2 separate regions of the Homo sapiens genome follow, and region 2 is linked to region 1. Evidence: chromatin loops called from intact Hi-C (ENCODE). Cell type or tissue: PC-3. All regions are shown on one strand. Links, peaks and the distances in the headings refer to the core of each region. The heading gives the core; the rest is flanking DNA.

The links. Hi-C counts contacts between places; a loop is a spot of excess contacts. Peaks named below come from ENCODE experiments on the same cell type or tissue, not always from the same donor. Only the 100,000 strongest peaks of a DNase experiment are listed, where the experiment ranks them.
Region 2: a loop joins it to region 1, with 3 times the contacts of the local background. A loop is called at or near these places in 3 of 110 quality-filtered maps.

What each region holds. Positions count from the first base shown.
Region 1 is chr2:232,299,932-232,302,741 of GRCh38, forward strand. It overlaps DIS3L2 (DIS3 like 3'-5' exoribonuclease 2), which reads left to right. Exons shown (of 21, transcript NM_152383.5): 14 at 109-188. Among named protein-coding and RNA genes, the nearest start is that of ALPP, 77 kb to the right of the region's middle. In PC-3, for the core only: a CTCF peak has its summit at 1,138; a DNase peak (open chromatin) is centred at 1,310; H3K27ac peaks cover 1,715 bases.
Region 2 is chr2:232,236,640-232,239,449 of GRCh38, forward strand. It overlaps DIS3L2 (DIS3 like 3'-5' exoribonuclease 2), which reads left to right. Exons shown (of 21, transcript NM_152383.5): 11 at 1,894-2,006. Among named protein-coding and RNA genes, the nearest start is that of MIR562, 65 kb to the left of the region's middle. In PC-3, for the core only: no CTCF peak of the experiment used is centred there; a DNase peak (open chromatin) is centred at 1,712; H3K27ac peaks cover 1,818 bases.

The DNA of each region.
Region 1 (2,810 bases), core at 190-2,689:
TGACTTGAGGGAGTGTGACTTCGTTTGATTTTATTTTTTTCATTTCAGCTATTGGAATGAATAGAGCATGCTGCCTAAAACTTCTTTTTCTCTTCTCTCTCTCTTCAGCTAAAGCTTGCTTTCACTCTGGACCACGAGACCGGATTGCCTCAAGGATGTCATATCTATGAGTACCGCGAGAGCAACAAGTAAGCCACTCAGTGGGAAAGAGTGTCACTTCACATGTGTGCAGCAGTGGTGCCTGTGGGCTTTCTGACACTGAGCTTCCATTGCTAAGTGGTTGTCAGGAAGGGAATACACCTTTTACTACTATACTAGAAAATAGCTGGCACAGAAATAGTCCTCTTGTAAGATCTCTTTGCCCCTAAGTATAGAACTTGGAGCACTTGCAGAGGAGCAGTTGTGGTGTGTTAGAAGTAGATGCTGAAGCAGACCTTCTTTCAAGGCTGCAGATGTCCCCCAGACCCTCCCCACTCTTGGTCTCCAGTCATGTGCCTGCTTGTTTGGTTCACTGTGTGACTTTGGCTTTGTTGTAGTTCTCAGTCACTATCTGCCTATACTTAGGTTTATGGGTTTTGTTGTGATTATCTACCTTGTAAATTTTATATTAATGGTTGGGAGATTTCCGGGTACTTACAGAGATTTAAATTGGTGCCCTTGTTGGAAAGGTGGCACCTTGCATACTTTCATAGCACCTCCTTTCCACATCATAGACTGCTCCTTTTTTTTTTTTTTTTTTTTGAGACAGGGTCTTGCTCTGTCACCTGGGCTAGAGTGCAGTGATAGAATCGTGGCTCACTGCAGCCCAAAACTCCCGGGCTCAAGTGATCCTCCCACCTGTTTCCCGAGTACCTGGTACTACAGGTGCACACCACCATGCCCAGCTAATTTTCTAAATTTTTAGTACAGACAGGGTCTCCCTATGTTGCCCTGGTTGGTCTTGAACTCCTGAGCTCAAGCGATTCTCCCACCTCAGCCTCCCAAAGTGCTGGGATTACAGGTATGAGCCACCACACCCAGCCACAGACTGCCTCCTTGACTGTGTATTTTCGTTTGTGAGACAGTGAAAGTGGTGGTGAATGAGGCACAGGAACTGTGCCCCGATGATGACAATGATGGTAATGACAGCGGCTACCATTGAGCACCTCCTATGTGTTAGGCACAGTACTGGGGACTTTACATTTGTTATCTCATTTAATCTTCATAACAACCCCGGTGTGTTATTTTATTATTGTCATATTTGCAGAAGCTAAGGTCTAGGGAACTAAAGTAATTCACTCAGGGTGACTCACCACGGCTGTGAGAAGCAGAGTCAACATTATCATGTTTACTCTGGGGAGAGAATAGAAGGAAAACAAGTGACCCGTATTTTTACTTAGAAACCCCAGTCAATGACAAGAGCAGTCCCATCCTGGACTTAAGGAGAATGTACTCTGGTCTCATTGTCTAAATATCCAGGCTGTTTAATTTTATTCAGTGGAAGGAAACAAATAGGCACATGCCAGTAGAACTGTCTACTGTCTATGACCTTCCAGAAGAGAAACCTGGGCCTTCCTCAAGACCTCTGGTGCTGTTTAGGGTAGAAGAGAGGCTACCGGGTGCCCTCGTTACCACATCTCCACTGGGATTACCTTCAAGACATGATGACTGTTTGTAATTTATCTTTAGGAGAATGCCATAGTAACTGGTGTGTACCCCTAATTAATCATAGGAAGGATTGACCAGACATCCTTTAACAATTCTTGCTGGACTCTCTGCTCTTTGGGAAAAGGTTGAAGAGTATTTATTCAATGGGAGAAGGACACCAGCTCTCTGTCCTTTAAGTTTATGTCTTAGCTGTTCACATATCTGGTGGCAACAACTTATGTTGTCTTTGACTGTGAGAAGAGAAAATAGCCTAGCTCTTTTTTTTTTTTTTTTTTTTTTTAATAGAAACAGTGTCTCATGATGTTCCCTAGGCTGGTCTTGAACTCCTGAGCTCAAGCCATCCTCTTGCCTCAGCCTTCCAAAGTGCTGAGATTACAGGTGTGAGTCATCATGCCCAGCCTAGCTCTGTGTCTTGGTTGATCCATAGCTCCTAGCATATTATCAGACCAAGCAATGTAAGAAGATAACTTAGGGTTTATAAATATGAATAAGTTTTGGCCCCCAAAGACCTCTAAAAGAAAATACTTGTGTAGGAAATCAGATAGGAGCCATGATCTAGAAAAGTATGGTGATCAGCATGTTCTCACTCATAGGTGGGAACTGAACAATGAGAACACTTGGACACAGGAAGGGGAACATCATACACCGGGGCCTGTAGTGGAGTGGGGGGAGTGGGGAGGGATAGCATTAGGAGATATACCTAAAGTAAATGATGAGTTAATGGGTGCAGCACATCAACATGGCACATGTATACATATGTAACAAACCTGCATGTTGTGCACATGTACCCTAGAACTTAAAGTATAATAATTAAAAAAAAAAGGAAAAGAAAAAAGTATGGTGATCAAATGCTTTGGTGACTGCTTTCTCTGGTTCTCTCTTGCTTGTATTAGAGTCAGTCTTAGGGTTCATTCTCAATCTTTAGACAACTTTCCTAACCTCTCTGAGCCTCTAGTTTCATTTATTTTCTTCTTCTTCTTTTTTTTTTTTTTCTATTTTTTGAGATAGTCTTGCTTTTGTCACCCAGCCTGGAGTGCAATTGCATGATCTCAGCTCACTGCACCCTCCGCCTCCTGGGTTCAAGTGATTCTCCTGCCTCAGCCTCCCGAATAGCTGGGATTACAGGTGCCTGCCACCACACCTAGCTAAATTTTGTATTTTTA
Region 2 (2,810 bases), core at 258-2,757, 63 kb before region 1:
TCAATACAACAAGTTGTATTGTTCAACTGAAGCAAATTCAGCACTATGCTTGTATCTTCCATGTGCTTCTCTCTGCCCATTGTATATCTTTAAACTGTATACTTATTTTATTTTATTATTTTATTTTTTCGAGACAAAGCCTTGCTCTGTTGCCCAGGCTGAAGTGCAGTGGCACAATCTCAGCTCACTACAACCTCTGCCTCCAAGGTTCAAGCAGTTCTCCTGCCTCAGCCCCCTGAGTAGCTGGGACTACAGGTGTGTGCCACCACACCTGGCTAATTTTTATTTTTAGTAGAGATGGGGTTTTGCCATGTTGGCCAGGCTGGTCTCAAACTCCTGGCCTCAAGTGATCCGCCAGCCTTGACCTCCCAAAGTGCTGGGATTACAGGCATGAGCCACCGTGCCCAGCCTATATACTTATTTTACATGTATACTCTTTTTTTGTAATTGGTTCATTTTCTGTATTTTCATACACACATACATGTATATGTATGTACGTATGTATATACTCTTGTATGTATGTGTATATTTTTATTTTCACATACACTATATTTGATAGGTGATTTACAGTATGTTCAAGAATAAATCTTAAGTTTATAACCTAACTACCCTCCCTCATTTAAGGTACAGTTCTAACAGCCTTGGTCACCTGACCAACTCTCTGGTAAACCTGGTAGGGAGGGCAGGGCCTATTAAAAGACAGCTCCACCAGGAAGGGAAGGAGCAGTTCTAAAAGGAAAAAGAAAGTGGGTCCTTTACCAGAGGGAAAAGACAGACCGACTGTTGATTCATTCATTCAACAAGTACTTCTTGAGGACCTATTATGTGCCAGGTACTCTTCCAGGCCTTGGGTAACAGTGAACATTACACAAAAGGCCTTATTTGCTGGAGCTTACATGGTAGGGAGAGAGACAGATAACAAACACACAAGCCGATAGAGATATGCCGTGATATCTGGTAGTGATGAGAGCTCTGAAGAAAGACCACGGTAAGCCTCAACAGGTGTGGAGTACGTGCTTTACAGTGCAGATGGAGGAAATGGTTGGGGGCGGGGTGGTGGGGAGTTGGAGGAGACAGACAGGTGGAGGAAATGGTGGGAGGGGGGTAGAGGAACCTCTTCTTGTTTGGGGATTCTCTTTCAGTTGACCCAAATAAAGTAAGGAAGATTTTGATAGGCAGATCCTGTTAAGACTATCCCAAGCATAGGAAAAAGTATGAGCCAAGCCAACATCTAAATGGCTTGAGGGAAGATCTGTTCAGGAAATGGAAAGAGGTTTCCCATGACAGCTACATACAGAGCATGTGAAGGATGGGGCTGAGGTTGCTTGGGGTGTGACCCTGTAAGGACATGAATAACAGGCTAAGAGTACCTTTCCCAGACCCACATTTAGAAAGATCACAGCAAAGTGTGGAGGGCCAGGTGAGGGGGGCACAGAGGCGAGGTAGGGCAGCCAGGTGTGGGCTAAATAGGGCAATGGCCAGAGGGAATGGGAAGGAAGGGCAGAGCTTTCAGAGGCTTCATCTGTAGGATTTGGGGATTAATTCACTTCTAGTGACCTAAAAGGATTTGTTCATCACCCAGAATGAGCCATATCTTCTTATGTTTACTCAAAGATAAGAAGCCTTTAGAAATGGGAAACATCTTGGGAAAGTGGTTAATCTTGTTTATTCACAAGAACAATTTCATCATCTTTTGCTATACAATGAGGAAAGTGACAGTAGTGCGGGTCACAGAGGGAGGTGGCCAAGGAAGGAAGCAAGCAAGACTAGATGTGTCACCTAACTGCAGGTCCTGTGGCCTCTGGGAGTGACATACATTCTAGGAAAGGACTCCTGGGAGAGAATGCTGTGGCCTTCCACGCCAGCCTGATAGTCCTTCTCGTGCATTTACAGGCAACTTCAAAGTGGGAGTTCACATTGCTGACGTGAGTTACTTTGTTCCGGAGGGATCTGATCTGGATAAAGTGGCTGCCGAGAGGGCTACAAGCGTCTACTTGGTTCAAAAGGTAAAAATCCATCTCTAGTTTCTTTTTTCTTGCTTTGTTTATTTGTTTGTTTCCCTGGAAGAGTGTGTGCTCTCTGTTATTACATGTTCTCCGGAAAGAGAAGCCAAAGGAAGACACAGGTGTTCATCTGAGGCCTCATCCCAGAGTGGCCCTGCTATATAAGTAACTGACAGATACTCAGCTTCAGAAAGAAAGGAGGCAAAATACCTGCTTTCAAACGATTGTTCTAAAGCAGGGCTCGGCAAACTCAGCCCACACTAGCGACTAGTTTTTGTAAGGTTTTATTGGAACTCAGGCACATGCATTTGTTCATGTATTGTGGCTGCTTTCACACTACTTCAGCAGAGTGGCATGACGATTTCCTATTACTGTAAGCCCTTTAAGGAAATGTTTTCAACCCCTGTTCTAAAAGGTGGGAGCCAATCTGGTCCTGACCTGCCCATTACAAGATAGCTATGGGAGTCTCCGAGATGGAAAAGCGAAGGGAGATAAGGAGGAGCCTGAGCTTTTCCCTCTCATCCTGACTGCACCACTCTTGGTTAGTTACTAAGTGTCTACAGACCTCCCTAGACTCATCTGTGAAATGAAGGGACTGGACAGATTCATCTCAAAACATCCCTTCCATTCTGTGTACTTGGACCTGGCACATTCAATAGGTAACCATGAGAATCCATTCCTTTAACACATATATATTGAGCACCAATTATCTGATGGTCACTGCAGTAGGCCTCAGAGAAAGGGGTTAATAAGAGACCAAGCATGAGTAAGTTCTGCCCTCCACACTGTGGTTCATGAATTCTGCCA